Regions from separate parts of the Homo sapiens genome. Here region 1 is linked to region 2. Evidence: chromatin contacts called from ENCODE Hi-C or POLR2A ChIA-PET data. All regions are on one chromosome and are shown on one strand. Each heading gives the region's core, a stretch centred on a gene start or an enhancer-like site at or near the end of the contact. The rest is flanking DNA. Distances are from core to core; before and after follow the strand shown.

Evidence for each region. Hi-C counts contacts between places; a loop is a spot of excess contacts on that map. ChIA-PET counts read pairs that join two places held with the same protein, here RNA polymerase II (POLR2A). Pooled maps may share reads with other maps.
Region 1: a loop to region 2 is called in a pooled map, with 2.5 times the contacts of the local background. The contact joins two enhancer-like sites. A Hi-C loop is called at or near these places in 2 of 50 pooled maps. POLR2A ChIA-PET finds 5 or more read pairs at or near these places in 2 of 52 experiments (AG04449 and GM12878).

Annotation. Positions count from the first base shown.
Region 1 is chr2:229,899,142-229,904,523 of GRCh38, forward strand. All of the region lies in intron 1 of TRIP12 (thyroid hormone receptor interactor 12), which reads right to left. Among named protein-coding and RNA genes, the nearest start is that of TRIP12, 20 kb to the right of the region's middle. RefSeq lists an enhancer at 1,206-1,707 and a silencer at 2,499-2,699. Within about 2 kb of position 2,815, at least 3 of the 41 ENCODE cell types and tissues checked have a DNase peak (open chromatin) inside an H3K27ac peak, as active enhancers do.
Region 2 is chr2:229,996,985-230,002,179 of GRCh38, forward strand. All of the region lies in intron 3 of FBXO36 (F-box protein 36), which reads left to right. Among named protein-coding and RNA genes, the nearest start is that of SLC16A14, 69 kb to the right of the region's middle. Within about 2 kb of position 3,472, at least 2 of the 41 ENCODE cell types and tissues checked have a DNase peak (open chromatin) inside an H3K27ac peak, as active enhancers do.

The DNA.
Region 1 (5,382 bases), core at 1,565-4,064, 98 kb before region 2:
TTTTAATACAGATGAGATTTCCAGGCCTGTCTCGAACTCCTGAGCTCAAGCAATCCACCCACCTTGGCCACAAGCCATGGCACACGGTCTAGCCACCAAATTTATATACGCAATCACTTTTTCAGCCACAGGGAATAGAAAAATAGTTAAAACTGTAAAAAGAAGTAGAAACAGGAGGTACTGCCACACCTCCAAAGTGTTAGAACAGTTAAGGTTTTCCTCAGGTGGAAAAAAAATCAGGAAAACCAGCAAGAATGAGCTAGAATAAACTAGACCAAGATTCTACCCTGTGCTATCAGCTGTGAAAGACATGAGCTAGCCCAAGCCCTCTTTCAAAGACAACTTGAAGTGAGGTGTGCAGATAGCCAGCGGTGATACTGGAATCTTTGGTAGGATGCATGCAAGGTTTAAAAGAATGCTGGGAAGCTCAGACCAACGGAAGACCAAAATGGAAACAAGTAACTGGAGTAAAAGGCGACAAACTACTACTCTAAGTACTATTAGAGAAGAGCAACCCGAGCCCTAGGGGTGGCAATACACATTCCAGGAAGAGCTGGTATATAAGAACTCATGAAAATAAGGTATTTCCCCAAGAGAGAAGTGGAATGGTCTAGAATGGGAGGCAAAAAGGGAGTTCTAGCAAGAGACAACTTCAGAAAGGTCTAGGGGCATGAATGAATGAGCAATATATAACTGTGGATAGGTTTCAAAGGAAAGCCTGAAAACATGCAAACAACTGAAATGACAAAACAACCCAAATACACAATTCACACCTATAATCTTCCAAACAAACTGCATACCAAATATATAGAAGGCGCTAATAGGTCTTTTAAAACAAGTTGTTACATACAAAAAGAAAGCCTATGGAAGTTCTGTTGTTTGGTTTGTTTTTAACTGACATGGGTTTATTCAAAACACAGTTGCACAAAATAACTTCAAAGTTTTTAAGGAGAGATTCTTGAGAACTTAACACACTATGTACAGACTGTTATACAAAGGAAGCTCTTAAAAGTCCATCACACATTTCATGTTTGCTTTAGTTGAACTTCTACAACCTAGGAATTAAAAAACAAACAGAAACCTGGTAAATTGTTTCGCAAAAAGTAGAGTCATCACTATACTTGAATTTGGTTCTGAAATGAATTTGGCATCTTCCAATAACTGTTTCCTATCTAACCTGCTTGAAGTGACACTATCATAACCAACAAACGTATTTTCTAGTTAACGAGATGTTTAAATTCAAATAATTTAAGTAGAAATAGTAAATTGAAATTGCCAATGGGGTATTTCTTCCTAAAGAGAAATCCAAATAACAGTTTCCATTTGCAGTCCCATACTACAGATGATTAAGATATTTTTCAGTTGATAAGATTTTTAACTAAGAAGACAGCACATTACAACATTAATTCTAAAATTTAACCTAAAAGTTAATAGAATTTGGCCAGGTGCGGTAGCTCACGCCTGTAATCCCAGCAATTGGGAGGCCAGCACGGGTGGATCACTTGAGGTCAGGAGTTGGAGATCACCCAGGCCAACATGGTGAAACCCTGTCTCTACTAAAAATACAAAAATTAGGTGGGCGTGGTGACACATACCTGTAGTCCCAGCTGCTCTGGAGGCTGCGGCAGGGGAATCGCTTGAACCCGGGAGGCAGAGGTTGCAGTGAGCTGAGACCGCGCCACTGCACTCCAGCCTGGGCAACAGAGGGAGACTCTGTCTTTAAAAAAAAAAAAAAGTACTGCCTACTGTAAATAGGTGAATTGTATGGCATGTGAATTATATCTCAATAAAGCTATTTTTTTTTTTTTTTGAGACAGAGTCTTGCTCTATCGGCCATGCTGGAGTGCAGCGACGCAATATTGGCTCACTGCAACCTCCGTCTCCCGGGCTCAAGCAACTCTCCTGCCTCATCCTCACTAGTAGCTGGGATTACAGGCATGTGCCACAACGCCTGGCTAATTTTTGTATTTTTAGTAGAGACAGGGTTTCACTATGTTGGCCAGGCTGGTCTTGAACTCCTGACCTCAGGTAATCCGCCTGCCTCACCCTCCCAAAGTGCTGGGATTACAGTCATGAGCCACCACACCCGGCTCAATAAAGCTGTTTTTAAAAATTCTATTTTGTTCACAAAATGCTTTCTACCTTCAAAAGTATTACATAATAAGGAAAACTTTGGCCAGGCGCAGTGGCTCACTTTGGCCAGGCGAGGTGGCTTACGCTTGTAATCCCAGCACTTTGGGAGGCTAAGGTGGGTGGATCACCTGAGGTCAGGAGCTCAAGACCAGCCTGGCCAATATGGTGAAACCCCCCTCCTCTACTAAAAACACAAAAATTAGCCAGGTGTGGTGGCGCACACTTGTAAATCCAGCAACTTGGGAGGCTGAGGCAGGAGAACTGCTTGAACCTGGGTGGTGGAGGTTGCAGTGAGCCGAGATTGCACCACTGCACTCCAGCCTGGGTGACAGAATGAGACTGTCTGAAAAAAAAAAAAAATGAGAACCGAATTTTATTTTTACTGTTACCCTACTTCAGAACAGTTTTTTAGGAACTGGAAGGTAATAAGACAGTCTTTTCCCTCAAGGAATATACACTCTACCAGGGTCGGCAGACAAATAGCAATTACCAGACAGTTCTGTGAGGAAAACTAAGCAGTGGGAAGAGAAGAAGATAAGAAGAAGTAGAGACTACAGACAGAAGATGGTAGCAGACAGGGTTCCCTACCCAAATTCCAACTACCCCACCTTTCTTCCCTGCTAAAAGAATCCAGCTACAACCGCCTTTAACCTCCCAGGAAGCAGGCTATTCCCTCGCCCTCAGGGATGAGTCATGATTGGGCTAAAGCCAGTTATTTCTTTCAAACTTCAAGATTAGAGGCATGAAATCAATTTAGACCACTGGTTCATAATGAGGATTCTTATACTTGGAAGAAATAATTTCACTAACCTCTAATTGAAATTAAAGCCAGGCATGGTGACTCATGCCTGTAACTCTAGCACTCTGAGGGGGCCAAGGCAGGTGGATCACTTGAAGTCAGGAGTTCAAGACCAGCCTGGCCAACATAGTGAAACCCCGCCTCTGCTAAAAATACAAAAATTAGCTGGGCATAGTGGTCGTGCCTACAGTCCCAGCTACTCGGGAGGCTGAGGCAGAATCACTTAAACCCAGGAGGCGGAGGTAGCAGTGAGCCGAGATCGCGCCACTCTACTCCAGTCTGGGCAATGCAGCGAGACTTCGTCCTCCCCCCACCAAAAAAAAAAGAATTTTAACATTTCTTTCTCATATGAATAGGCAACAAACCACAGCATTATTGGCGGTACCTTTAAGTTTGTACCAAAAGAAATCACTGATATTATATCACATTACAATTGCTGCAGATACCTCAAACTATCCTTTACACTCAACTACTTTGAGAAGCTGCTAGATCGTTACTGACAGTGCTAATAAACATATTACTGATTACATACCAGCTTTCACAGTTTGAGAGCTAGACTTCCAACATTTTGAGATCTTTGGTTTTTTTGAATCTTATGGGTATTAATTTTGTGAATTTAACAATATTATTCTGAGGTATCCACGAGCTTCAGACTGCTAAAGAATCTATGCTTCAAAAAAGGTTCAGGGCATCCAGACTTAAAAGGTCCTAACCAAAACTTTCAAATGAAACAGAGAAAAGAAAATAGAGCATGCATAATCATTAAGCACAGCTCATGCAACTTACTTCAGTTACACAGATATGCCTTCACATACAGTGCTGACACACAGTAGGTCATTCATATTAGACTGCATATTAGAAGAATTTAAAAGCCAATGGTCTAAACCTGGCTGTGTACAAAATACCATTACTGTGTGCGGGTTTTTTTTTCTTTTTCTTTTTTTCTTTTTTTTTTTTTTTTTTGCCAGAAGTATGATCCAGTTGTCAGTAATAAGATATACAGGGAGACAGGCTAGGCATCCTCTAGGAATACTTTTGCTTTCTAGATAAACAACAATAGGAACACAACAGTATCTTTTCTTCTTCCTGACTCAAATGCAATGGACACAATGACTTCAAGCCTTGACAGCCATTCAGTAACCGTGAGAACCACTTGCTGCTTAGAATGGCAGAGCAGAAACACACAGAGCCTGGCCCTTGCTGGAACCACTGTGCAAACGAACCATGTCGTGCAAGGAAAAACAAACCCCAATCTGTTTAAGGCCTTGTTGGTCAAGTTTTCTATTTACTTGCAGGTGAAAATGTTCCTATCAGAAAAAGGAATTATTATGGATAGGATGACCAAGTAAGGCCATCTGAGCTAAAACCTTACGCATGAAGAAACAGCCATTAAGATCTAGAAGATGACGTTCCACGGAGCAAGAAGAGCAAGTAGAAGGCAAGAAAAGCAGGAGATGATGTCAGAGAGGTGGCCATGTAGGAGCCTGTGAGCCACAACAAGGAGTCTTCTTACTCTTCCCATTGGGCTGCCACAAGCAAAGAGCCACATCCTGCACAAGGTTAATACAAATGATATTACAAGTATCCCAAGTTAATGCAAGATACTCCAAGGTAATACAAAAGATAAGGGAGGAAAATTTCATTTAAAAACATGGTTTTGGCCAGGCGCGGTGGCTCATTACCTGTAATCCCAGCACTTTGGGATGCCAAAGCAGACAGATCACTTGAGCTCAGGAGTTCAAGACCAGCCTGGGCAACATGGTGAAACCCCATGTTGTCTCTACCAAAAATACAAAAAAAAAAAAAAAAAAATTAGCCAGGCATCGTGATGCACGCCTATAGTCTGATCTACTCAGGAGGGCTGAGGCAGGAGGATAGTTTGGGCCCAGGAAGTGAAGGCTGCAGTGAACTAAGATGGAGCCACTGCACTCCCGCCTGGGCAACTGAGCAAGACCCTGTATCAAAAAATAAAAATAAAAATAAATTAACTTTTTAAAAAAGCATGGCTTCACAGATATGAGTACAAAGCTAGCATTTTTAAAAAGGATTATTAACAATAGTTTCTGGCCAGGTGTGGTGGATTACACCTGTAATCCCAGCATGGGTGGCCAAGGAGGATGGATCACCTGAGGTCAGAAGTTTGAAACCAACCCAGTCAACATAGTGAAACCCTGTCTCTACTAAAACTACAAAAATTAGCCAGCTATGGTGGCGTGAGCCTGTAGTCCCAGCTACTTGAAAGGCTGAGGCAGGAGAATCGCTTGAACCCAGGAGGTACAGGCTGCACTGACCCAAGATTATGCCACTGCACTCCAGCCTGGGAAAGAGTGAGACTCCATCTCCAAAAAAAAAAAAAAAAAAAAAATTTTAATCTGACAAAAAGGGAAAGATTTTAACAATTATGGTTAAGTAAATATAAAGCACATTAATGAAGAACTAATAATGCAACA
Region 2 (5,195 bases), core at 2,222-4,721:
TAACATAGCAATCATTTGTTGAGTACTAACTTTGTGATGGACACTGTCTTAGGTGCACAAGCAGCAGAGATGAAATGACATTCCTCCCCTCAAAGAACTTACAGTATTATAGTAGAGATTCATGTAAATGCAAATAATTATAATACAGCGTGATCAGTTCAACAAGGGATGTGTATGCAAGGTACAAAGAGAGTGCAAAGTGATTTTCTCTGCCTGGCTTCACAAAAGCAGGTTACTTTATCTAGCTTTTGAGGGTGAAGTTGGTGAAGACAGGTGATCTGGGTTAGGGGGCATTCCAAGTCAAGGAACAACCAAGCAGAAGCATAGTGGCGTAAGAGAATAGGGCACTTTGGGAGGCCGAGGTGGGTGGATCACCTGAGGTCAGGAGTTTGAGACCAGCCTGGCCAACATGGGGAAACCCCATCTCTACTAAAAATACAAAAATTAGCTGGGCGTGGTGGCAGGTGTTTGTAATCCCAGCTACTCAGGAGGCTGAGGCAGGAGAATCACTTGAACCCGGGAGGTGGAGGTTGCAGTGAGCCAAGATCTCGCCACTGAACTCCAGCCTGGGTGACAGAGCGAGACTCTGACTCAAAAAAAAAAAAAAAAGAGAGAGAGAATAGGGCAAGGAGGACAACCTGACATCCGCGTTTCCATTTCTTCTAGTAATAGCCTTTGCTGCATTTCCTGTCTCCCAATATGTGTGTTTCAGTGGGCTGTCCATTGCAGTGTCCTGTTTTCTTCCTTGCCCGAAGCTGACAAGATGCATTGTCTCACTGCTTGAAATCCTCAGCAGAATGACCCAAGAGCAGGAAGCACAGTTAGTGCTGATTTCAGCCATTGTCAAGGCTTCAGTGTGACCTTTGTCAGTTGTACTCCCTGGATCCTGGAAGATACCTTGGTCCCTAACCCTTCTGTTGTTCCTTCAACTCCAGAACCCCCAATGCTACCCCACAATCACACACATACTACTTTTCCATTAAATCTCTTTTTGGCTTAAGTAAATCAGAATGGGAATCTGTTGCTTGCAACTGAGGAACCCTGACTAGCTCGGTATTTAGCTGTAATGTGTTGGGGCAATGTCCATTTATAAAAGAACATACAACATTTTCCAAGATGATTCAAATCATAATCTTATTATCTAAAAAGCCAACATTTTTTCCCAATAATGCAATAAAATGTCTTTATTTTTAAAATTAATTTTAATTCAGGCACAGTGGCTCATGACTGTAATTCCAGCACTTTGGGAGGCTGAGGAGGGAGGATTGGTTGAGCCTAGGAATTTGAGATCAACTTGGGCAAAATAGGGAGATTCCATCTCCACAGTACATTTTTAAAAAATTAGCTGAGTGTTATGGCCGGGCGCGGTGGCTCATGCCTGTAATCCCAGCACTTTGGGAGGCTGAGGCGGTTGGATCACCTGAGGTTGGGAGTTTGAGACCAGCCTGACCAGCATGGAGAAAACCTGTCTCTACTAAAAATACAAAATTAGCCAAGCGTGGTAGCACATGCCTGTAATCCCAGCTACTAGGGGGGCTGAGGCAGGAGAATCGCTTGAACCCGGGAGGCGGAGGTTGTGGTGAGCCAAGATCGTGCCATTGCACTCCAGCCTGGGCAACAAGAGCGAAACTCAGTCTCAGAAAAAAAAAAAAAAAGAATTTCTGAGTGTCATGGCATGCCCCTGTAGTCCCAGTTACTCTGGAGGCTGAATAGGAGGATCACTTGAGCCCAGGACGTTGAGGTTACAGTGAGTTGTGTTCATACCACTGTACCCCAGCCTGGACAACAGAACAAAACCCTGTCTCAAAAAACATAATTTTTTTTTTTTTTTTTTTTGAGACCGAGTCTCTGTCTGTCGCCCAGGCTGAAGTGCAGTGGCGCGATCTCGGCTTACTACAAGCTCTGCCTCCCAGGTTCACGCCATTCTCCTGCCTCAGCCTCCCGAGTAGCTGGGACTACAGGTGCCCGCCACCACACCCGGCTAATTTTTTGTATTTTTAGTAGAGACGGGGTTTCACCGTGTTAGCCAGGATGGTCTCGATCTCCTGACGTTGTGATCTGCCCGCCTCAGCCTCCCAAAGTGCTGGGATTACAAGCGTGAGCCACCGCGCCTGGCCAAAAATAATTTTAAGTAATGTAATTTTTTTTTTTTTTTTTTTTGAGACAGAGTCTTTCTCTGTCGCCCAGGCCAGAGTGCAATGGCATGATCTCCGCTGACTGCAACCTCCGCCTATTGGGTTCAAGTGATTCTTGTGCCTCAGCTTCCCGAGTAACTGGGATTACAGGCACCCACCATCATGCCCAGCTAATTTTTATATTTTTAGTACAGACGGGGTTTCCCCGTGTTGGCCAGGCTGATCTCAAACTCCTGACCTCAGGTGATCCACCCACCTCGGCCTCCCAAAGTGCTGGGATTACAGGTGTGAGCCACCGCGCCCGGCCTTAAGTAATATAATCTGTATTATAGTACTTAATATATTCCTTTTGAGAGTGTGTGTGTGTGTATATATATATGTATATATATATATATATGTATGTGTATATATACACACACACACATATTTAATTTTTAAAAGAGAGGTGGGATTTCATTGTGTTGCCCAGGTTGCTCTTGAACTCCTGGGCTCAAATGATCCTCCCACCTCAGCCTCCCAAAGTGCTGAGATTACAGGTGTGAGCCACCTTCCTGTCCAAATATATATATGTATATATATGTATTTTTTAACTTATATTTTGGGTTCAGGCATACATGTGAAGGTTTGTTACACAGGTAAACTCATGTCACAGGGTTTTTTTGTACAGATTATTTAATCACCCAGGTTAATTATTAAACCCAATACCCAATAGTTATGTTTTCTGCTCCTCCTCTTCCTCCCACCCTCCACCCTCAAGTAGACACCAGTATCTATTGTTTCCTTCTTTGTATTCATAAGTTCTCATCATTTAGCTCCCCAAAATATATTTTTTACTTGATTTTCCTACCTAAAAATGGAAAGCTGAAAACAAGTACTATTGTATATATTTTTGCCATTAAATAAGTATCCTAAAGTTGAAATTTTGTGCTTGGTGCTGATAAGAAGCTGATTATTAGGGCCTGGCACGGTGGCTCACACCTGTAATCCCAGCACTTTGGGAGGCCGAGGTGGGTGGATCACCTGAGGTCAGGAGTTTGAGACCAGCCTGGCCAACATAGGGAAACCACATCTCAACTAAAAATACAAAAATTAGCTGGGCCTGGTGGCACAGGCCTGTAATCCCAGGTAGTTGGGAGGCTGAGGCAGGATTGCTGCTTGAACTCAGGATGTGGAGGTTGCAGTGAGCCAAGATCACACCACTGCACTGCAGCCTGGACAACAGAGTGAGACTGTCTCAAAAAAAAAAAAAAAAAAAAAAAGAAGCAGCAGCAGCTGATTATTCATACTTTAAATGAAAAGAGAATTCTACGTAAATAAAATATGCAAGTGGGGATCTAGCAAAAGTTTCTGCGCTGTTGCAGGGCCTGGATTTGATTTTCTATCAAATCCTTCCATTTACTTTCAGTAAATTTCTGCTCCTGCAAGTAAATGGAAGGATTTGATAGGAAACAGCAGCAAGTGAGTGGCTTCTGGTAGTTATTTCTCACGCTGAGCGGCTGCCTTCTCTCCAAGTTTTACTCACTTCCACTATTACTTTCACTCTTAGTGTCCTGCTATTATTTCAGTGCAGTCTTGAAAACATTCTCCATAATTTAGCCAGTGCTCTGAAGTAGGTCTTCTCTAGGTTGCTGATTTCAGCCCTGAGCATCTTTACAGAGCAGAATTATTAGAAGATGGAACATGACTCAGGGCTGCTGCTTTTATTCTCCCCGCATAACATTAACCACTTTTCTTTTTTTTTTTTTTTTTTTTTTGAGTCAGAGTCTCGCTCGGTCACCCAGGCTGGAGTTCAGTGGTGAGATCTCAGCTCATGCAACCTCCACCTCCTGGGTTCAAGGGATTCTCCTGCCTCAGCCTCCTGAGTAGCTGGGTGGGACTACAGGTGCTTGCCACCATGCCTGGCTAATTTTTGCATTTTCAGTAGAGACTGGGTTTCACCATGTTGGCCAGGTTGGTCTTGAACTCCTGGCCTCAAGTGATCCACCTACCTCAGCCTCCCAAAGTGTTGAGATTACAGGCGTGAGCCACTGCACCCAGCCAACCACTTTTTTTCTTATTTGCACACAGGGAAAGAAGGAAAACCACTTATTTCTGTTGTCAATCTAAGTTTTATCTCTGTTCCATTTACCTGTTACACACTTCATTTATAAGTTATTTTCTTTTTCTTTTTTCTTTTTTTTTCTTTTGAGACAGAGTCTCGCTCTGTTGCCCAGGCTGGAGTGCAATGGCACCATCTCGGCTCACTGCAACCTCTGCCTCCTGGGTTCAAGCAATTCTGCTGCCTCAGCCTCCCGAGTAGCTGGGATTACAGGCACCCACCACTGTGCCTGGCTAATTTTTGTATTTTTAGTAGACACGGGGTTTCGCCATGTTGTCCAGGCTGGTTTTGGACTCCTGACCTCAGGTGATCCACCTGCCTCGGCCTCCCAAAGTGCTGGGATTGCAGGCATGAGCCACCATGCCCAACCTTATAAGTTATTTTCATTTAACTACTTTATTAATGAAAAAAAGGCTTCCTTTTCAAATTCCGGGGGACAAGTTTATTACCAAATTATTTGTGTCCAGTCCAGCTCCTTCCTCTTTACCTCAGGGAGGGAGTTGCTCCTCTCCTGCTCAAGATCAGTGCTACCTGACACGTGGTTCCAGGGCCTACTCCTGGGAATTTCACTTATTTCCTTTCTCTTCTGTTTGTTATTGTTACTATTATTGTTTTTTTAAGAGACAAAGTCACTCCATCACCCAGGCTGGAGTGCAGTGGCATGATCTCTGCTAACTGCAATCTCCGCCTCCCAGGTTCAAGCGATTCTCATGCGTCAGCCTCCTGAGTAGCTGGAATTACAAGTGCAAGCCACCACACCTGGCTAATTTTATTTTATTTTATTTTATTTCTGTATTTTTGGTAGAGACGGGGTTTTACCACGTTGGCCAGGCTGGTCTCGAACTCCTGACCTCAAGTGATCAGCCTGCCTCAGCTTCCCAAAGTGCTGGGATTACAGGCATGAGCCATTGCTCGGCCTATTGTTATTTTTTTTTTAACTTTTAATTACCCAGCTTCCCCCA